3 separate regions of the Mus musculus genome follow, and regions 2 and 3 are each linked to region 1. A link is a loop called in an ENCODE intact Hi-C map of the cell type or tissue named here. Cell type or tissue: left cerebral cortex. All regions are shown on one strand. Links, peaks and the distances in the headings refer to the core of each region. The heading gives the core; the rest is flanking DNA. Region 1 has its middle 73 kb from the start of G2e3. Region 2 has its middle 33 kb from the start of Gm34581. Region 3 overlaps Gm34304 (predicted gene, 34304).

Evidence for each region. A loop is a pair of places that touch in the nucleus more often than their neighbours do. Peaks named below come from ENCODE experiments on the same cell type or tissue, not always from the same donor. Only the 100,000 strongest peaks of a DNase experiment are listed, where the experiment ranks them.
Region 2: it touches region 1 in a loop (4-fold over the local background); 3 of 42 quality-filtered maps call a loop at or near these places.
Region 3: a loop joins it to region 1, with 5 times the contacts of the local background. A loop is called at or near these places in 9 of 42 quality-filtered maps.

Annotation. Positions count from the first base shown.
Region 1 is chr12:51,271,996-51,279,429 of GRCm38, reverse strand. No RefSeq gene overlaps it. Among named protein-coding and RNA genes, the nearest start is that of G2e3, 73 kb to the left of the region's middle. In left cerebral cortex, for the core only: a CTCF peak has its summit at 3,033 (motif pointing right); DNase peaks (open chromatin) are centred at 2,288, 3,058 and 3,525; H3K4me3 peaks cover 1,015 bases; H3K27ac peaks cover 682 bases.
Region 2 is chr12:50,943,816-50,951,249 of GRCm38, reverse strand. No RefSeq gene overlaps it. Among named protein-coding and RNA genes, the nearest start is that of Gm34581, 33 kb to the left of the region's middle. In left cerebral cortex, for the core only: a CTCF peak has its summit at 3,082 (motif pointing right); a DNase peak (open chromatin) is centred at 4,053; H3K27ac peaks cover 966 bases.
Region 3 is chr12:49,367,845-49,375,278 of GRCm38, reverse strand. It overlaps Gm34304 (predicted gene, 34304), which reads left to right. Exons shown (of 2, transcript NR_168648.1): 2 at 5,696-6,550. Among named protein-coding and RNA genes, the nearest start is that of Gm34304, 10 kb to the left of the region's middle. In left cerebral cortex, for the core only: a CTCF peak has its summit at 2,936 (motif pointing left); no DNase peak of the experiment used is centred there; H3K4me3 peaks cover 658 bases; H3K27ac peaks cover 1,684 bases.

The DNA of each region.
Region 1 (7,434 bases), core at 1,077-6,076:
GTGGTGTAATTAACATGGATTTTATGGTAAGAGAGTTCTTGGTCAAACAAATTTGAAAAGAGTTGTCATGAGTCATAAGTAGATTTATCTGTCTTTTTATCTTCATATATAGTTTCCTGGGTTTTTTTTTCTCCTGTTTTTTTTTTTTAACCTCCCCCCTACCTGCCCCCGCCTGCTTGTTCTGTTTTTGGAGACAGAGTTTCTCTATGTTGCTCTGGAACTCGCTCCGTTGACCAGGCTGGCCTTGAATTCATAGAGATCTGCTTGCCTTTGCCTCCTTAGTTCTGGGATTAGTGCCCGGCCAATAATTAGTTATCTGACAGTTGTGAGCTGCCGTGTGGGTGCTGGGAATTGAACTTAGGTCCTCTGGAAGAGCAGCCAGTGCTCTTAACCACTGAAACGTCTCACAGGCTCTAGCTTTTTAGTTTTTAATTTATGAACATGACAAAAAAAACTGGCTTGCTCTTTTTGTCTTGCTCACTTTGCCTCTTATATTACCCAGTCTATCTATGTTGGGGTAGACTCCTACAGGCCAGTCTGATGGAGGAATTTTTTAACAAAGGTTCCCTCTTCCCAGGTAACCTGAGTTTGTGTGAAACTGATTAAAAATACAAAACAAAACCAAAATAGACCAAACAGCAGCAGTAGCAAAACAACAACAACAACAACAGAAAGGGCAACATAAATCCCATTTGTCTCCATTTAAGGACCAGGCCTGATTAAAAAAGAAAAAAGCCTTAAGATACTAGCTCCAGAAGCTAGGCCATATAGGTCATCCACTCCAGCAGCAGACCCGGAAGTCCAGGAACAAGAGTATAAAATCCCCTACCTGAGGAACAGCCTGAAGATAGCCACATAAATGGGAGTTATCTTATCTCAGGATAGACCATCTGTGCAGGGCAGCCCATCTGGTGGTTAATCATTTATGATGCAGGAATGCAGTCCATGGGGCATCCTGACACCCACCAATGAAGTTTTAGATTACCTAACTCTAACATAGTAGCCAATCAAAATTGTACTGAATGTCAGGGCTTTAGCTCCCACCAATCACATTAGAGATTACTTAATCCTTCTAGAGAGATCCCCTATCTCCCTATAAGAAGGCCTGAGCGCCTTTGTCTGGAGTCACCATCTTGATGCAGTGGTGGCCCCTGCATACTTGTTGTTTCTGCAGAATAAATGTTCTTTCTTCTTGCATACTATTTGAGTTCGGGGTCTTCCTTCAGCCATCCCTGAACCCTAGCACAACAATAATACCACACAGGCATAATTATAGATAAATTTGTTAAGAGATTGCATATATGCAATGGCAGTGAATGCATAACAAATTAGAGATAACAAACTATAATTTGTTAAGAGATTGCATACAAAAAAAAAACAAATCAAAAATAGAGAAACAACAACAGCAACAATAACAGCAGCAGCAACAACAGCATCAAAACCTTAACTAACCAGTTCAGGCATAATCATAAATAATTTGTTAAGAGATTGCATATATGGATTAACAATCATTATAGAATTAATAATAATCTTAAAACACTTCACAGGGAAGTACTAAGTACTCAGTACTCAGGGAGAAGCGGGAAGGAGAGAGAAGGAGAAGGAAGGGGAGGGGAGAGGAGGGAGGGGGAGGGGAGGAAGAACAAAGCACAGGTGACCAGGATGGCAGACTTATGTGTGTTAGTTGTACAAGGAAAATATCCCAGCCAACAAGGAATATACTCTGCTCCTATCCCACTGTCCTTTACATCAGTGACAGAGGGGCCTTTCCAAGGCTCCGCATGCCATTGTGTCCCTCAACCCCTTTATTCTCCACCTGCTAAGAGAACAGTGACAATCCCCGCCCCCCCAAGTCTAAAGACAATAGTGATGTGTGCTTATGTCAGAGCACAATGTCCTGTGTTTCTTGGACACAATAATGCCATGGTAAGCTGTGCATAGACCACGGATATAGTGAAGCATTTTTTTTAATCTTGGCATGTAAGACCATCCTAATAGCTACCCCTATATCCATTTCCACACATTCCCACTCTCCCCCACCTTCTTGGCCACATGTGTATAAGAGAAACTTTTGCAGGGACGAAGTTGTCTGTGATCCTCCAAACATGCAGGGCTACACCTTGTCTTCCAGGCTTCTGACTTTCACTGCCGGGCACACCTTTCTTGGTCTTCTCTGGTTGTATCATTCATTTTCTCTCTTTCAAGACGATTTAAGTTTTGTCTGTCTTTTGAAGTCCTCCCCAGCCCACGCTCACTGAAGAAAATTTTCATCTGAGTTGTGTGTGTGTTGCATATGCTGTAAGGGAGAGCATGTATTAACATCTTTCCTCCCCTTGACAGTGACAGCCTCACACCCTGAACGGCACACCATCTCTCCAAAGCCAGCCATGGCAGTGAATGCCTGGAATCCTGGGACTTGGGAGGTAGAGGCAAGAAGATCAAGATTCTGCATCGAAACAGGCAAAACTGAATTTTTACATGTCGGTTAACCGAGAAGCGGACAGTTGCGATGAGACAAAAAGGGACATATAATCTCATTGCAGTAAACTGGGGTGAATTTAACATGGCCTGTCCATTGGGATTCTTCTTGGTGAGATTCCCCTGTTAACATTCTTTCCCTCCGGGCAAAAGGCCGATCTCCTGCTCATGGAAGTCTTTAAAAACACCTTAGTTTCTGATGCTGTGGTTACCCCCACCTGCTCTCATGCCAGCGGGCTGTTTTCCAGGCACTGTCCTGAACCCTGGAAGGGCTTTTATCACTCAGTGGTGATTAGTAAGTGTTCTGCCCACGGGTGTCAAGTCGCCCTACCTACATGGCAGCCCTGTCATTTTAATGCCATTGGCTTTAGGAATGAAACTCTGCAGCTCACGACACCACGTTTCTTCAGACTGTAGTGTCGTCTTCCAGAAAACTAACAACAATTCGCCAAATTCCCTATAAAGCGCAACTCTCTGACATAAGCACGAATTTAAAAAACAAAATGGCATTAAAAAAAAATTGTTGATGTGTTCTGGAATTTGGGAGACTCACAGTCAGTTACCACTAGATGGCGGTAGTGATTTTAGTCTGGGAGAATTTAAAGCGTTTCCTTTTCTTGCCTAGCCCTGGTTATTGTTAGCAATGCACCAACCAGATTGTCCATGTCTTCAAGGAGAGTGGTCTTCAGAGTCGTATAGAAAGGTAGTCCCTATATTTATTTCAAAATTCCCATCCTTGGAAAAGGTAAACCAAAAGGAAAGCGGCTATAACTAGTGTGTAATGAAGCATAATAAATAAATGACATAAATATACCCTTAAACTCAGGGCAAACTTCTATATTGTACATTAGCATAATTAGCATCTCTTCGTGATGAAATAAGTCAGCATGCTGATGTTTTATAGCCCCTTATAGAGTCCATTGTCTTCCCCAGTCGCAAGCAGCTTGACTGACTCCATTTCCACCCCTACATGTTTATACCATGCCTGCGCTTTAAACATCAAGTACCAACACATTTGCTTTCACTGACTTCTGTTTTGAAAAGCCCTGCTTTTGTATTTTTTTTCCAAAGGGTAAACTTGAAACTCAAAAGAAGGAGAACACATGTAACTGCGAATATCGCTTCACGAAGGGCAAAGTGGATATCGTTGCAGTCGGTTAGAAAGTAAAGCCCTTCACCTCTCTCGCTTTCTTTCTTTTCTTCCTTTCTCTTTGGTAAATGTTGTTACGTTTCTATAACTGTAGCAGAAATGTTAGAATTATCATAAATGAGCCTTTGCGCACGCTGTTATTTCATCTTCTGTAAAAAAAAAATTCAATCATATTCTTAATGTTTCTGTCTCCAAGCCAACTGTTTAATGCTCAAGGCTTTATTGCAGACTGCAGCTCAGACTATTCATTTATGCTAACGGTACAGCTTGAACAATACTGTAAATTAAAGAAAATGTAATTTTAGGATTTGTCTTATAATTTACCATTTTCAAAAAGCACTCTCTGGAGAAATTAATAGCTTAAATATTACTGGAATAATGAGGATCAAGTTTGAGGAAAATATAGCTTGAAAGTCTATTACTGAAAATGACGGAAATAGGCATTTTTGTATTGCTATCTGAGCAAACATAATACCATACCATTTATCTCTAATTATCCCCAAGAAAATTCATGAGAAGCACTGGAAAAAAAACAAAGAGTAAAGACTTCAATGGATCTGTTATTCTCTTGCTTTCCCTCACCTACTATTTCTGTTATTATAAATATTAACAAAAATCAGCAAATAGGAGTAGACAGAGAAAACAGAAGGCCGATGCATTCTTTGGGTCAACAAAGAACTCTAGGCTGCATATCGAAAAATCTTGGGCCTATTATTCTGGGAAGATATTCTTACAGATAATCCAAATGTTCATTTTCAAATCCATTCATGTTCAATGAAGTGTGTGATGTTTTTCTATTCAAGTTAAAGAAAGCCAGGTTGAGAGTTTATCTAAATTCGGCTAATTATGTTTGGTCAAGCATTGTCCCTGGCACAAATATTCCCCACATCTTAAAAATTTTGTACTTTTAACAGGCTTCAGCTACAGGGGCCATTGGCTGTGAAAGAAGAAATTTTAATTGCCCAGGTATACGGAATGAGGAGAAGACCTTTATATTTTGTTTTGTTTCCTCCTGTCCAAAGGAGTAGTGGGATTTATTAAACACCTACCTGCATCCTAGAAAGGTAAAATAGGGGCAAGCGGAACCTGGAGTGTGGTTAGCTGCTGTCTGCACTCAGCTTGATAAAGTTTGGAGCTTTGTCTGAACGGCAGGTTTCTCTGACAGACGCTTGTGTTGTGTGTCTCATGGCTCTGCCATCATTTCAGCTGAATAGTTTTATCATCACCTAATTAATTTTAAAATTATACCACAAGGGACAGACACAGCACCTTGTTTTGTTTATACCCATGATCTGGAAGCATTGAAGCCTCTCTCACCATTGTCTCTCCTAACTTGCGAGCAAGGCTTCTCTCCTTTATAAATGTAAGCTCAGGAGAGAGACGAGAAGCAGGTGGACTTTTATAGCTCTTCTTGCCAGTTGGCATGATTCATTAAGAGTGCGAGACCCCGGTGCCCCGATCAATACAGTTACATAATCTTTACCTGGAAGCTAATCACCTCACACACCCACTACAAAAAATGTAACAATAAAGCTATTTTCATCTTTCAAAGCAACTCTATGTAGCTGAAAATCTAAACTACATTCAGACTAATGTAACTTCAAATGTTACCTTTCTCTTTATAGAACTTCTTACCTTGAAAAGACAAGTTAGTTATATTGCATAGAGAACATTTCTCAGGTACTCAGCAGATACCTTCAGGAAATTGAAGCTGGCATCATTAGCTCCCAGCCTAACAGATAACAGTAGCTCAAGGGAAATCCATTCAAGCCACGTTTACTACATACATACATTTCTCTTAAGACAATTCAAATTCTCACAGATTCGAAGAATAAAAGTGGGCTTAAGTGATTTTTTTTTTTTTTTTTTTTTTTTTGGTAAACGATAAATGTAAGCACCAGCAAAAGTTCCATAAACCAAAGGACACAGGATGACTTTTTGATTTTGTAATTAGTTAGTTTTGAAAATGAGTTTGCCTAACTTCTGGCCATTTGAAGGATTTAGTGATAGAAGAGGAAGCCCTATAACCTCAGAGGGCACGAGCTAGAATCCAAGGCAGGTTGCGACAGAAAGTCAGTATCTTTTGACAACTGCTTGGTGAAATGAGCTGGTCTCAGTCCAGTGGACAGATGTCTCTATTGCAAAATGCTCTAATTGGCAGTCTGAGCAGCAGAGCCAAGAACGGAATGGACCTGGAATCTGAACCCTTGTCTCACTTTTAAGAGCAGCAGACAGAGGTTCACATCTAAAGGAAGCGTAGAATTTTTTGGTGGCGATCATACACACATTTTACAGATAAACAGAGAACTTGGAGCTTTAAAGACACCAGTCTGATTTTTCAATATATGTAAGCACTTTAAATAAAAACTTTCCAGGTTGAAGCAAATGTTTATTTCTTTTCGCTATCAATTTATTATCACAAAATTACATACAATTAAAGAAAAGCCTGGAGCTGGACAGTAATGTGGTAAAAACAGATTGATATTATATGCAGGAAATATTGCAGTGAGAAGAGACTTCAGAATAGACATGGGCTCCATTCCCAATACAGCATGGAGAAATGGAGATTTATAGCCAAGGGAGGGGGGTGGGGTTAGTGGAGGGAAAATTATCCAGAGGAGACACCAATGGCAGGGGAGATTCTGAATAACTTGACAGATTTTTGTTGAAGTGTGGCAAGGTGGAAGTGATTTTACACTCCCTGGGTTCTGGAGGACATTGGCATAGCAACTTCTTTTAAATCAAGAGACAACCTTCTATCTTGCTAGGAATCTGTTACATAGATAGACAGGATGCTCTCAAGGGAAGTAAAACACTCCATCCTGTAGGGAAACTCTTTAAGCTTAGGGAGTAGACAACTGCAAAGCATTAGGAAGTGCCTGAAACTGACCAGATTCACTAGGCCCTTCCCTCCCCAAGTATGTAGAAGCAGTAAGCACTGCTGAGAGATGATCAGACAAGCTGAGGTGCTTGTCTAGAAGAGGCATCCTCTAACCTGTTGTGCTACCTTCAGGGTGTTCCAGAAACTCACGGTGTACAATGACTTCCAGGGTTACAGCTTACGTGAGTTGTCATCCATGCCTATATAGGCTTTTGTGATGGAGCTCCCTTTTAGTAATTTCTGTCCCTCAAGTAACCCCTCACCCATACTTCTATAAGTAAACCCAACACTGGTTTTCTTCCTTCCTTCCTTCCTTCCTTCCTTCCTTCCTTTCTTTTTTTTTTTTTTGAGACAGGGTTTCTCTGTGTAGCCCTGGCTGTCCTGGAACTCACTTTGTAGACCAGGCTGGCCTCGAACTCAGAAATCTGCCTGCTTCTGCCTCCTGGGTGCTGGGATTAAAGGCGTGTGCCACCACGCCCAGCTCCAACATTGGTTTTCAAGTTGAACGAGTTAGTAGCATTTGCTGCCAATCCCCTGTCGAGGATAAGCAGACATCTATTTACGTTATCCTAGGAATAGTGTCACATGGTAAGAGAAGAACCAGTCATTTTCTCATGAGTCCAAAGAGATGAGATATCAGGGGTGGAGGAATTTTTTTTTGTCTTTAAAGATATTTTAATTACTTCATTGAGAATTTTATACAACATACTTTGATAATTTTCACCCTCTCTCCAAGTCTTCTAAGGTCCACCCCACTTCCCTTATCCATGAAACTTTGTGCCCTTTTAATTATATCACCCCATCAGCCTTCAGCAGATCATGGTTAATTTCTGAAAGTTAATGCTTTTAGAGAACACTGACTCTTCCTCTTCTAGCAGGTAACAATTAACAATCCCTCTCCAGCTAGGTATGTGGTGTTGTGCCC
Region 2 (7,434 bases), core at 935-5,934, 330 kb after region 1:
CCCTAGTTACTTGAGATAAACAATACAGAAGGAGAGAGTCAGGGACACATGTGCTCATTCACACACATGTACACGCATGCATCTACACCCATGAACACATGTATACAGCACACACACACACACACACACACACACACACACACACACACACACACACATACACACACACACAGAGGAGAGAGAGAGGGAGGGAAGGAGGAAGGGAGGGAAAGAGAGAAAGAGAGAGAGAGAATGACTTTTTTTGCTGAGACATTATGCAACTCGTTTTGATTTTCAAAATCGCTTCCATTTATGAATTCTGAATTTCTGAGAAAAGGATGGCAAAGCAAATGATTGCCATTTAGGCTTTCCACGCAGCTCATGGTACTGGAAAAATCATGGAAGAGCAGTCACAAGATGGGATTGGTTGATTCGGGGTTTTCTTCTTCTGCAATGATTGTCACAATGGGGCTATTTTATATAGATGTGTATCATCTGAATTAAATCCCAGTAAGGAATGGATGGGAAATTCCTCCCTTGGTTTCTTATTGAAAGTATTCTACCACAGAGCAGCATAACATCCTAATTTTGTCTTCCATGAGACAATATTAGAGTGTATACACTGAATTCTGTGATAGGCACATCAATCATACCATGATAGATAGATTAGGTCTAGCCTTTAAATAGTTTATAGGCAATCAGTAATGGTATGATATACACGATCACGTGTACATAACTTTCTGTGCCATGTGCACTGAAATATGGAGAAGTAATGTAACAGGCATGACCTGGGAAGCCTAAATATGTCCACGGGATCACTGGAGAATGGTTTCTCAAGACTCTGGCTCTTATGGGTAGTTTCGAGACACGTGTAAAACGAAGTTTAAGACAAAGAAACGAACAAGGTGGTCTAAATGGCACTTATAAGCAGTTCAGGAAACAGACACTGACCAAGTGTTGAATATATAATAATGTTAACAACAGCTTAGCTGTAGCATGACTATGGCTTTCCCATCTTTTAATCCATATATTATCACATTGGATCTTTATAACAACCCTGTAAAGTAGGGCTGCAATCATTTAGAATGAAATTAAAAAGTGTGCTCTTGTTTTGTGGGCAGCAGAGAGCCATGGGAAGTATTTATCCAAGTAGGCAATGAGGGCTCTCAGCTGGACATAATGAAGTATCTCAAAAGAAAGGAGGTGAGAAATGGAAAGTTCTGGGGTTAGGAAAACCACTTCTGAGACTCCGTGGTGGGATGGGAGAGGGTAGGAAGGAAACATCAGGAAGGTGGAGTCGCAGGTCAATTGGGACTGGCTGGTTGCTTTCAGGGAGACTTGCACAGCTGAGTTTATAAAATTCTGTGTTTCCACTCTCCCTCAGCCAGAGTTACTTGCTTCTCATTTGAATTCTCAGAAGATTCCATTGACTTTATTATTTAGCACTTCTCTCTGTGGTTTTATTGTTATTTACATATCTGACGCAGTCACTAGGTTGCACGCTTCTAGCAGATCAAGTTGATTCTGCTCATCTCTGTCTTCCCCCAGGGGGAAGCATACAACTCGGTCACTTGCACAGAACTAATGTTTAATAAACACTTGCAGTATTTAACTGAAGTTTGGCAGTGAAAGACAAAATGAGAGCGTCACACAGCAGGGTTGCAGCAGAGGGTTGGTTTCTTTATTTTAAGAAACAAGTAAGACGTAGTGGAAAGAATTATGGAAGTTGGAATCAAACATGGTTTAAATCCTGGCACTACCCAGTTATTTTCTATATGACCTTAGCCAATGTGTTTAAGCATAATTTTCTCAAGAATAACATGCCAGTAATACAGAAAAAAATAAAACAAAACAAAAACAAAAACAAAACACCGACCTATTAAGGTTTCTGTGAAGACTGAATGAAATGTTATGTGAAGATTGTATAATATCCATGCACAGGAGATCTTCAGCAAGGTTAGTCATGAACTAAGGTGGCATGTCCCGGACTGCCACAGACCCTAACTTGAAGATGTTCCTAGACAAAAGAGAAGGTTAAAGCATGGGAAGTATAAGAGGAAAGAGAGATCATGGAGCATGCTTCCACGTGGAGCGGGCAGAGGACACGCCTTTGAAAGGAAAGACAAGGGCTGTTTCCCTTTAAATGGACAAAGTGGAGAAAAAGAAACAGCAGGAGCACCAGTCTCAGAGAGGTTGGAGAAAGATCACCTTCCCAGTACCTAGTATGGGTAATAAGCTAGGGGATAATCAATACAGAGGGAGAATGGATCTCGAAAGTGGGTGATGTCGTGAAGAAGATCGGTGCTGGTCCAGTGAGAGACATCTAAAAGTACGAGTCTAATATATTCCCAGAAAATTCTACATATGGCTGTTATCAGTAGTGGGCAAAGCATTAGGCTAGTAAGGACAGATTATTAAGCAGAGATGGAAAAATGAGGGCTGAAAGCTAGTGATATACATACAAATGGAATATATATATATATATATATATACACACACACACATATATATACATATATATACATACACACACACACACACACACACATATATATATACATATATATGAAATAGATTTATTGTAAATGTAATTTACAACCTAAGAAGAATGTGTTGATCAATCTACCAAGGAAGCAGAGGCTCGCTTAATATAATATATTAAATAAACTTATTTCATATGCAGAGTGACTTTAGACATCTAGATTAACTGAAATTTAGGTGTGACAAGTTGCTAGCATTGGTTCATCAGCATCCTGAGTGTTATAAGACCTGAGAGCATCATTTTGGCATCTGACTTTTTAAGTTTGAATCCCAGCTTTTCAGATCCTCATTCTGTAGCCCTGACCAAGTTTCTTAGCCTGTGTAAAATTACTCTTGCTATTGATGATATACAGATAATAATGATGATTATAATATCCATATAGTTAGATGAGGTTACCGTTAAAGCAAATGTAGACTAGTGCCCAAAACATGGGAGCTGTGCTCATAGATTTTTATCTCTGGTCCCAATTTATTTTTTTTTAAGATGTATTTTTTTTTGATTGTGTATATATGTGCATGCACATGTATGCATGTTAGTGTAGTGCCAAAGGAGGCCAGAAGAGGGTGCTAGATCCTTTGGAGCGGGAGTTACAGGCAGTTCGCTGCTGGGAACCCAACTAGGGTCTTCTGCAAGAGCAACAAGTGCTCTCAAGGACTGAGCTGACTCTCTCTAGCCCCAGCTCCCCATGAGAATTGTCCACAGTTCGGCTTGCTGTATGTTACTTTCTTGACTGACTGCTTTCCTAGGGGGGCAGGGGGGCTGTGAGTGACTCTTTGGGTTAAAAAGTCATACTAAATATGTACCATATTTTTTCATTGTTTCTGTTGAACTTATATAGTATATTTACAATATGGACAATCTTGATTGTAACCTCTGTAATGAACAACCTTTTGCATATAATTTATGAAGCCAATCCTATTTTTAACATCTATGCATATTTTAGACATTTTATTTTGAAGATCAATTCTATGTTTTTTTCTGGATCAGAATTCTGTTAAATAGATAAAACTCATAGACATGCTCTGTGGTAAAGAAACCAAGGGAGGGTCAGCCGAACATGAGCTATCTAGGAGTTACTCACGGTCTGATGTCAGGAAGGCACCAGCACCCTTTTGAGAGCCCATAAATCATTCCTCTGATCCTTATCTCTCTGCTTGAGATTGATTTCTTCCTTCCTTCCTTCCTTCCTTCCTTCCTTCCTTCCTTCCTTCCTTCCTTCCTTCCTTCTTTCCTTCTTTCTTTCTTTCTTTCTTTCTTTCTTTCTTTCTTTCTTTCTTTCTTTCTTTCTTTCTTTCTTTCTGTGGTGATGAAAGTGAATTAGCAATTAGACCGAGTATGGCCACTTGGACCTCAGAAAACAAATCAATTGTTTGTGTTTCTCTCACTCTGAGATTTCCTGAGGGTTGTTATATACCAGCTTGGCAGACCAAGCAACCATGGGACATCTCATTTCTGACTCAGCCAGCCAGCTGGGTGTTGAGAATATTTCCATGGCTTCCAAGCCGTCAATGCTTGAAAACATTTACTACAGAAAGGATCTCTGGCTCAGGGAAGACATTTGTCTAATTCAGCAATGGCACTTTGCACTGCATTTCCAGATTAAGCCTCTCCTTGAAAATGATCTATTACAGGAGCAGTTTATAAAATTAAACACTTGTCATTATGCAATGCAAAATCCATGAAGCAACCAAATGTCAGGAATCTACATATTTAAGAGATGGGAGCTTTAGCATTTCTTCCTTGGCATGAATTCTGAGCAGTAAAAGGCCAGAGAAAAACATAGCAAATCACAAAGCTGTTTTGGAATGGACCAAATCGTTCCATTTTTTGAGTACATGTAGTTCTAAGACCTAATTTTCGTACTGAAAATTTGTTATCTGCTCAATAATCTTTCACCAGATCTCTATGGACAGTACAATACCAAATTCTAAGGTAATACTGGTGAAGTATGGCTCTGGCTCTTACAGGTAATATCCTAGTTAGGGTGATGTGGAAAGACAGGTAGTATGTTAGCAATGAACAGTGATTCTTTTGATATACAAAATTCCCTCCATAGCCACCTGCATTTCCCCCATTTCTGTGTGTCTGTGATCTATCTTTTCAGAGTGCAATTACTGATTTTAAATTTGAGGGCCAAACATTAATTAACACTGAACATGGACAGGACCCAGACTCCCACTTGAGATACATGGTGTAGAATACTACACCCTGAAAAAAATGAGAAAGTTGGATAATAGGAACTTTCCTTAGATGAGATACATAACAGAGTCCTGAGCAAATAAGGTCACATATCGGAGATCTCTTAGCCATGTTCTTTATCATTGCTTCCAAATTTGGAGGCCAGGAATACTCACAGTGAAATTTGGTCCATGTTAGATACAGCAGGATCAGGCAACTCAAGTTATTATTTAGTAGGCTAAATATCCATCTATTTTATTTAGTGTGGGCAGAAGATCTTGTCAGAGGCATCAGTTACTTATGTATCTAATGACGTCTTCATTGAGATCACCATCTACTGCCTATGATTCATCAACAGCGTAAGACATGTGAATGTACCAGGTGCTGCCCCCATAGAACTCTCCTGAGAGCTTTTGTGTCACCCTCAGCAGCTCACCTCAAAGTGGCATCTGTGTCGTGACATTTAGACTCTGCCACTTTGCCATAGTACCTGGCTTTTTATGTGGGTGTAGGAATCTGAACTCAGGCCCTCATGCTTTCATAGAAAGCACCTGATCAGCTGAGTCTTGTCTGTAGTCTCTGATGTCTGTAGTCTTGATGTCTGTAGTCTTGTCTGTAGTCTCTGATCAGCTGAGTCTTGTCTGTAGTTTCTCTATGTGCATTTTAAGAGGTTAGTAAGGCTTAGTTTTTAGAAAGTATGAATGAGAATTCAGAGGGCAAGAAATGCTCTGTGCAAAATATTCCTTTACAAGAAATGCCAGAAAGATGGAGTGGACTAAAACATGGGACATGTCAGAGAACAAGTAGGAGAGCTCAGATGGAGTTGGAGTAGGGTCTAGTATAGAATCTATAAGCACACACACGTAGAAATGATATAAACAAGATAGAGAGAATCAATAGATGTGCTTGTGGGTTTTTATAGGTGAGTTGCATAAGAGCAAAGTGTCTGAAAGACTAGCCATGTTTCTTTTTTTTTTTTTATATATGAATGGGTATAAGAGTTGAATTAGAAGCCAAAGGAACTTTACAATCCTGGTATAAAGCAATCAGGACTTAAACATATTTTCTACTGGCTGAATATGTAGAAAAAGATTGGAGGAGGGTTATATACATATAAACCTAATGAGTCCATGTAGCTCAGCATCATTGAAATCTCAGTGTCCTGGTGCTTCTGATAGCCATGGACAGATCTGGCATGGGCGAAGTTCAGAGGTGAGAATCACGAACACAGGGTTTGTTACCCTAACATATATGGCTACAACCAACAACCATTTTGCTGAATGTGTCATGGGGTTGGAAAATGGTTAGAAAAACACTGGAGACATGGATGATTTGGCTTTGTTGTTGAAGAAGGGGTAACCTGTGAACCACTCATGCCATTGCTGTCAAAATCACCACCATCACAAAGCCTGGATAGTCCAAAGGATGGGTAGGTAAAAGTATTTATAAAGTTAAACATATAAAAATCAAATGCAGATGAAGTTCATGTTAAAAAAGCAAAACACGAAGGATGGAAAACAATGGAGCATTTGACAAATAGAAACAAACAAGTGGTAAGAAATTCAGTTAAGAGCCATGGCGAAGTGATGATTTCCAGGAGGGTAAAGAGGATTTACCAGAGTGAAGTTCCTTACAGGCTAAGTGGTGAATGACTGGAGACACGGACTGCCAGAACGGTTGGATCTTAGAGAACTTCTAGTGTCAGAGCCTTCAGAAGTCAGGCAAAGAAGCACTACCCAGCCCTGGCACACAGTTCCTGGGCTCTAGTAGAAAGACTGGCTCTAATCTGCACATTTAGACAATAGCATATGGGCTTGGTGAATTTACTGCATTGGGATAAAACAGGGAAAAAGAAATTTACTGGAAGGAGGGGTGTCGAAAGGTTTAAGTGAAGTACTAATATTCTTACAATAGGAGTCATACATATAGGTAAAGAAAGAGAATCAATACGGTGAAAGGGTCAGTGGGTCCAGGGTTTTAGAAGGTCTGAAGAGAAAAGGGATAGTGTAGGCTAAGAGACAGGAGGTGGTGATCCACAGACACACTGAAAGGCTATTTTCTTTTCCTTTATCCACCCACTAACCAGTGCCTAATATAGCACTTTTAAAAATACTGTTTGTGTAAGTGCAACATGCTAATTTATTAATTGAGGAGAAGAATGGTGTTTCGGGGACTCGGGCAGCAATAAGGGGAGGAACACAGAGGCAGACCTAGGGTCTAACCGGTGATACAAACCCTGGGCGCTGAAAGGAATTCAGAAGCTTCACTTTTGGACGCTGCAAAGAAGATGGCTGCTGTTTTAGTCAATTTTAAAGATAATGATTTTTTTTTAAAGCTGTCTGACTCCTTTATACCTTCTATCCAAATTGAAGTAATAGGCCAGACATTCAGATCAAACTGTCCCTCCAGGAGAAAGAGACTTGCCAAGGAAACCTTGGCCAGATGGGAGCTGTAGAAAGAGGCTCAGAACTGAGAGCGGGTTTGCTTGCCCAGTCAGTTTGGATTTAAACCAGGTGCCCCCAGGCTAGAAGGCCGGAGTTTTGCCAGCGAAGAGCAGGGATGTAAGCGGCTATTGTGTGAAAACAAGCTAGGTTGCGTGGTTGCGGGGAATATGGTCCAAGGATCATACGTGCATCTGTTTGCTAATGCTCTTGAGTAGCTATTCCATACGATGTGCGCCTTTGTTTCCTGGTTTCCCGAGGCGTGAACACGGCCACATCTTCACCAAAGCACTA
Region 3 (7,434 bases), core at 823-5,822, 1.9 Mb after region 1:
TATGCCTCTGTTTTATTAGTGACAAGTACAATTACTCTAAAATAAAGAACACTGGTGAATATATAATTGGCTGTAATCATGTTAGTGTTTGAATAAAAATGACGGGAACATTTAACACTTTGACAACAAAATGTTCAGAAATAACTTATTTATTCAAACAGTTTTTTATTTTCCACCAAGCGAAGGAGAAACACAGTTTGCTTAGGAAAATCAATGACTTTTCCCTGCAATAAATAAATACCCCAAAGGGGAAAAACAGCCCCACACCTCTATATTATTACTACTATTATTTTTAACCACCAAGAAGCTTAATCCTATTTGAAGTCAACATTTCACATAGCGGTTGTTTGGTACTAAAGTCCGCCACCTAGAGGAACAACTGTATAATGCAATGCCAACCCCTTTACCCCCGCGGTGACCCGGAGAATCAGTTAATATTCTTTGCAAATTGCTGTCCAAACTAACTCCCTCACTCCACCCCCTCATATCCCCTTCCGCCCTGAAACATCGTCACAATATTTTCTTAGTAATTGTTATGCGCGGTTGACAAAAACCGGAGACTTTCTCCGTTAGTGTAGATCTCCCGGGAAAGTGCCAGGGAGTGCACCGGGGAAGCGGGTCAGGATTTGGAAGGTGCTGGAGAGGCAATTCTCTTTTACCTGGGGTTCATTTAGAGCAGCCCGATTTCAGGTCCCTTAAAGGAACAGTTTAAGAGAGAATCATCTTAGTCTGGCTCCCTCTGGTTTTGCGCAGAGAAAGAAACCAGTTCCCGCCCCCTGCTCCGCCGGCATACAAAATCTGGGCCCCTGCTTTTTATCTAATTAGTCCTGTAAGTTTTATCGACCCAGGTAGGCTACTGGGAATACCCATAATGCAGATTTTGTTTGGTTGTGTCCCTGGAGCCAGACCCACGCAAGAGAAAAATCTAGATTTTTGCACAGTCCTGTATTGTCAAGAAACGCATGCGGTTTGCGGGAGAATTTGGAGCTCCGCTCGGCAGGACTTTTCGCTTTTAAGTCTTGTTGGATCGCTTGGATCCAATGGGGAGATGGGGAGAACCACCCTACCTTCCCACTCACTTTAATTTAAGCTTTGGGCAGGGATACTCTAAAGGAGGCTAGGGCGGCTGGAAGAAGAATTTCCTAATGTGCGCTACATTCCCTTAGCGGACATTGCTGCCACCGCCGCAGCCTCTATGGTGATCCAGGCCAGACATTCAGCCTTCCCCATCTCACTTCAAAGTTTTATCTGCCCGAAGTTGCCTATAAAAATGTTTAAGCTAGCAGGACGAGAAAGGAGCAGAATGATTGAATTCTTTTTAAAAAATAAGTGTAGCTAGTACCCGAACTTCCGATGAGTTTTATCTCTTCGGTTCCCCTGGTTTCTTCCTTCCCTCTCTTCCTATTTTTTCTTAGATGTCTCACCTTTCCTTCCCTTTTCCTCTCTCTCTCTCTCTCTTTTCTAGTCTATGTCTACCAACTTTTCTCCAAGAATAAGATGAAGAGAGCGGAGGTGATGCCGAGACAGACCCTTTCCCCCCACTTTCCTGCCTCCTAGTCTCAGATGCTCCACGCGGGATTTGGACGCCCTCTGAGGGTTCTTCCTCTTCTTCTGACTCAATAGCAGTTCAATTAGGAACCATTAAACTATTTTCCTGGTGTATGTCTAAATTATTTTAAGGTAGTTAAATATGTATTTTAAAAATCACAAACACTAGATGGCTGTCCGGTGGCCTAAGGCCTGAGGGTTCTAAGCCCACTCCACCACTCTACCGCAAGGCCCTAAGAACTCAAATCCTCAGATTTTTTTTCCTTTTTTGGTTTATGCAAAGCTAGCTCTTCCACTCTTCACTCCGAGGTCTATCATCCCTCTCCTGCATTATATTAACAGCGTGCTAGCCTTCCTCTACGTGGGTAGGCTGCTAATGGGAACCACTTAATGCAACTGAAATGCTCATCTGTGGAGATTTTCCCAAGCAATGTTGGCTTTTTTTTCTTTTCTTTTCTTGTTTTCTTTTCAAGGCATGGTCACCACTCCCTCACTTCTCCTCTTTTCTTAATATGGGGTCTGGAAAGGGGGTACAACAACTTTTAGTGAGTGGGATGCTCCCTCCCCTTTCTGCTGCTTTTCAGTTATCCCCGGGGATAAACTGGACAGCTTTGCTTCTCTCTAAAGAGTAGGACTATCCTAAGTCTAGCTAAAGCTCTTGGTTGCCTCTAGCAGCAAATCCTAGTCCATCTATTCTCCAGTGCCACCTTTCCTTCCCCCGGGAAGTTTGTCCGGGGAAGTCAGGATGGCTCTCACTGAGACTCTATAGTGTTCTTCAGTGCAGTCCTCTGAAGAAAATGCCACAAGAAATTGCCACAGAGATGCTCTGTGCTTTGCATGGTCTCATGTGTAGGGTATGTTTCTTTAGTTGGAAGAACTTTTTAGGGTCTACTTTTGGGGGCTTGTTGGTATCCCTTGCCAAGAAGGGATGCACCCCCCCACCCCCCAAGAGAGTGATCATCTTATAAAGCTTTATACACTTTCATATAATTCTGGCCAAAAAGTCATGATTCATCGATCCAGTTTCCTAGGAGAAGATCATCAGCAAAAAGCCAAGTTAAATCAGATGTGTAATAAATGTTATACAGTGGGTTTAGTGATGGTTTGTGATTCACAGATGAAGTGTTCCTGCCACCTAAAAGTTGGTGACATGCAGACTCAAGATCTTCTGGCATTACCATTCTTCCTCTTAGGAAGTTACTTCACCTTTGTAGTGTTTTTTTCTTTAACAAAACATTACTGTAGTTGTTAATATACAAAGTGCCAAATATCTTCTGTTTGTACAAACTCCCAAGAAATGACACCCCAAATCATTTCCAAACCCTATGTTTTTTTTTTAAAAAAAGGTTGGAAGTGAAATTTCATTCAAATAGCAGCAGTGCCATCTAGTGACCATAGGGATGAGTATTGATGAAAGTAAGAGTGTTGGCTGTTTTTAAGATTCCTGAGGCACAGTGGGCTTTTCTAATACAGTGTGATTGTCTTACCAGGAGAACTCTATAATATCAAATTTTACACCATGAACACAGATAAATTAAACTATGTTTTTCCATGTCAGGTTTTCCTCCAAGGTAGCTTTGCTGTATTACATTGATTTTACAAATTATCAGCAAGAATTGATAATGAGAGTTATAAACATATACATAATTAAAATAGAAACAAATAGACATTTTGGTATTTCTTCTGAGGCATTGGTTACTCACTTAAGACTGCTCTTTAGTTAGTATCAGGAACACACTAAATTTTCTATCTTTTTTTTTTTTTTAAATAACCACATCTGTGCTTTCTCTATGTCACCATTGCTCAAAATGTTTTGAAATTCAAAGTAACAGAATTCATATGCTTGAACGGACTCCACTTTTTCTTTTTGTAGAGAAGATTATAAATGGACTTTGTGGGCACAGGTGCAGTCTTAGCAATGACAGACTAGAGAGTCCAAGAATTTTCAGAATAAAACCACTTTAGCATTTGCTTGGCATTTAATATGTTGGACTGAGGTAGTAGAAGAATTCATCTCATTCCTGTGACTTTGTATGCTGGCCATATGTATAGGTGTGGTTTGTGCACGTAGTTGCTAAAGTGTGTTTTTAGTTTCCTATCAGCAAGGCAGCTGAGGGCCCTTGGAATACAAGGACCCATGCTTTAGGGTTAGTTTTGTTGACTGCACTTTACTTTTGCTTATAGTTCCCTTGATTTTCCTGTGCAATGTGCCTGCAAGCTAGCACAGGAACTAAACTGATAGTCTGACATATGATAACTGGAATGCTGGTCAGCATCTGGTTGAGCTTGAGCTAGCCACGATGCTTTTCCTGACCTTTGTTTTTTTATACACAAAATGAAAAGGATGAACCTTTTTTTATGAACCTTTTTTTATGATTTCATACAGCTCAGAAGGCCTATGAATCTGCAAAGCATGAACTCTCATCGCAAGATACTGTTACTTGCAACCACTCTTTCCCTGAGAAGGGGACATGGAGATTCAGTATCAGTTCTGAATTGATCTAACAGGCAGTTCACCAGTAATAAAAATTGTTAAGCTCTTCTTTTTCCCCTAGTATTTCATCATATTCTTCTTTTCTCATTTTTGCTTTTGTTTTTAACAGAAAACAAAACAACAAAACCAAAAAACTTTTACTTTTTTCAGTCAGCCTTTCACTAACTCATTGGCATGCACTCCGCTCTGTTTTGCTGTCCATCCAGAAAAATCATGTGAGGACGTGATTAGACTGAACACAAAGCCATAATGCTGAGGCAGCTGTATTTGAGGTCTAACATGTTCTCATATCCTTACTGTAATTATAAATTAAGATTAATAATTTTAGGTACCAGATCCAAAGTAGTCTGGCTGCAAACAGCCTACATCTCTCCTGGCTTCTGTGGTACTTTGAGAATATTCCTTCAGCAGCTGATAGTAAGATTTTCCCAGCTTCCATACAACTAGGAATGTTATTGCACAGATTTAACAAGGAAAGGAGTGTTTATAGAAGGCACACAACACTCAGAATGTACATATTCTCAGCCTCATGCAGGCTGCATACACACACACACACAGACAGACAGACACACACAGAGACACACACACAGACACACAAACATAGACCCCCACCACCACACACACACACGGAGTATAATTTCCATCTGCCAAGAGTTAATAGAAGGTATAGGGTTCATTTTGAGGCAAATTTGGAGTCTTTCAAAGGTTTCGTTCTCAGGTGCCATTCTGTTCTCTCAATATCTTTCTGTTCCTCTAAACCTTGGAATGGCAATTAAGATACTATGTCACTGTGCTTGTGCAATGTGAGGGTCTCTTAGTCCAAATTCCTGGGATATGAAGTATTTCAGATTTTTTGGAATATTTATGTAGACATTGATGGTTGAAGTTCTCTTATCTGAAAAGCCTTAAATATCAAATTCTCTCATATCCAAAAACCTATAAAATGGCATCTAGACATTTATAAAGTTTGGATTTAAGAGCATTTCAGATTTAGAATGTTCAGTTTACAGGTGCTTAGACTATATAAGATTACCAAGGCATGTTTTCTCCTGTGAACTTTCTAAGAATATTCACCAAGAGAATGAACATATTACATGAGGCCATTCAGTTTGAAAGACACAGAAAAGGCCATTATACCCTGGCCTTGGTGTCAATAGCTATTGCTTGCACTTACCCATCTTAGGCTCAGAGCCAGTACATCAGGAAATAGAAATATTTCACAGTACAAAGTACTTTTTCATGTGCCCCACAGTAGGATTATACCACACATACTTGAGGACTCTCAACTTTTAAAGTGTTGGGACTCCTAATGAGATAAACTGACTGTGTGCTATGATTTTCTCTTTATATTCATTTTTTAAAATGTTTTTGAGATTATAATATAATCATGTCATTTCCCCATCCTCCTTTCTACACCCCGAAACCTTGATTTCTTAAAAATTCATAGCTTCCTTGATCCTGAAAAGGCTTGATGTCCCAGAGTAGGGCAATGTCAGGACAGGGAAGCAGGAGTGGGTGGGTTGGTAAGCAGGGGAGGGGGATGGGATAGGGGGTCTTCAGAGGGGAAACCACGAAAGGGGATAACATTTGAAATGTAAATAAAGAAAATATCTAATAAAAATTTCATGGCTTCTTTCTTTTTCACTGTTTCAGTGTGTGTTCCTAACACAGAAATACAAACAGCACAGTCTGTATGTTAATGATTTAATGCTGTCTCCACCAGAGGCATCACTGCCGAAGAAAGATTGTCCACCCAACATCTTTGGTAGTCATCCTGGGAGGCAAAACTTTGGAGATGAAAAGAATATAAGATGCCATTCAAATCAGCAGCTCTGGAGAAAGAGGACTGAATCAGTTCATTCTGGGAACTAAGCTGAATGGAGTCCAGATCACCCTCCGTTTCCCAGCGTTGTGTCTTGTCTGTCTCTGTGGATACTTAATGTCCTTCACTAATGTATTTGGCTAGTCTGTTCTTGCTAGCACACCTGTAGACTAATTTCTACAAATTCAGATCTTACAAAAAGCTGAGTCTTTAACTTCATGCAATGGCAGAGTTGTGACATCTTAGACTCATTTTCTCCCAAATGGCTTTCTGCTGCCCTCAACTGGTAGTGAGTCATCAATGCAGTAAATCTCTGCATTCATGCTAACCCCCAGCATTGTTTGACTCTAAAGGAGATGTAGAAAAATTATTAACCACATTACAGATGATTTTTATTACAGAGAAAAAAATGGAACTCAGAGGTTTTTAAGGTGTCCACCTATTATTCTCTATTTCCTCATTTTCTACCCAGTTGCATGTGATACATGAAGAAAAGTATTTGGCCTTTTCTTCTTTCAAGTATGTGTGTGTGCCAGAGTATTTGGAAGGGCTGCTTAATTATCAAATCAAGATGCATTTCAGCTGGTGTAATACCTAGGAGATATTTCTGTAATTAGTCATAAGTGATGTTAAGTATTTTATCTCTAATGTTATAAAGAGACAGAGAATTATATAAGGACCATAAATAGTGTGTAAGTGTTCTCTTTGTTTTGACAAATTTATATTGGGCATATGCTGTATGTCAGACAGCATTATCAGTGCTAAGAATATAGTACTGGTAACAGGACACAGGAAACCCATATGCTTTCGTTTCTTTATTTTCAGTTTTTATTAAACATTACATAGGGCATAGCATGCTACATAATATACCACATAATCTTCTAGAAGGAACAGGTGATCATTACTAAGGAATCTTCTCATCCTTCGTGAAAATGTCCTCTTAAAATATATTCTCCCAGCCCTTGGACAAATAGTAAGCACTGAATCCAGAGAAGAATCTCTCCATTCCCATCAAGTTCAATGATATTGTCATCCCCAATCTGTATTTCCTTTAGTGAACTTTTCAATCGATATATGCAGTGGCTACTCCAGGAATGAGCAAGCACATACCCATGATACAAGTCTTGAGAGAATCTTTTTTAAAAGATTTATTTATTTATTTTATGTATGGGAATATAATGCCACTGTCTTCAGACACACCAGAAGAGGGCATAGGATCCCATTACCAATGGTTGTGAGCCACCATATAGTTGCTGGGACTTGAACTCAGAACCTCTGTAAGTATACTCAATGCTCTTAACCACTGAGCCATCTCTCCAGACCTCTGGAGAGAATCTTCAACTCCATCTAGGTAGGGTTCCATAAAATAAACCCTACATGAATGCAAATATGTACTGCCACCATGAAAATCAATGTGGCAATTCTTCAGAAAGATGTGGATTGATCTATACCAAAATACAACTATACCACTCTTGGCCATATTCCTAAATGATATGTCATCCTATCATAGGGACACTTGCTCAGCCATGTTCATTGCTGGTCTATTCATAATAATCAGGAACTGGAAATA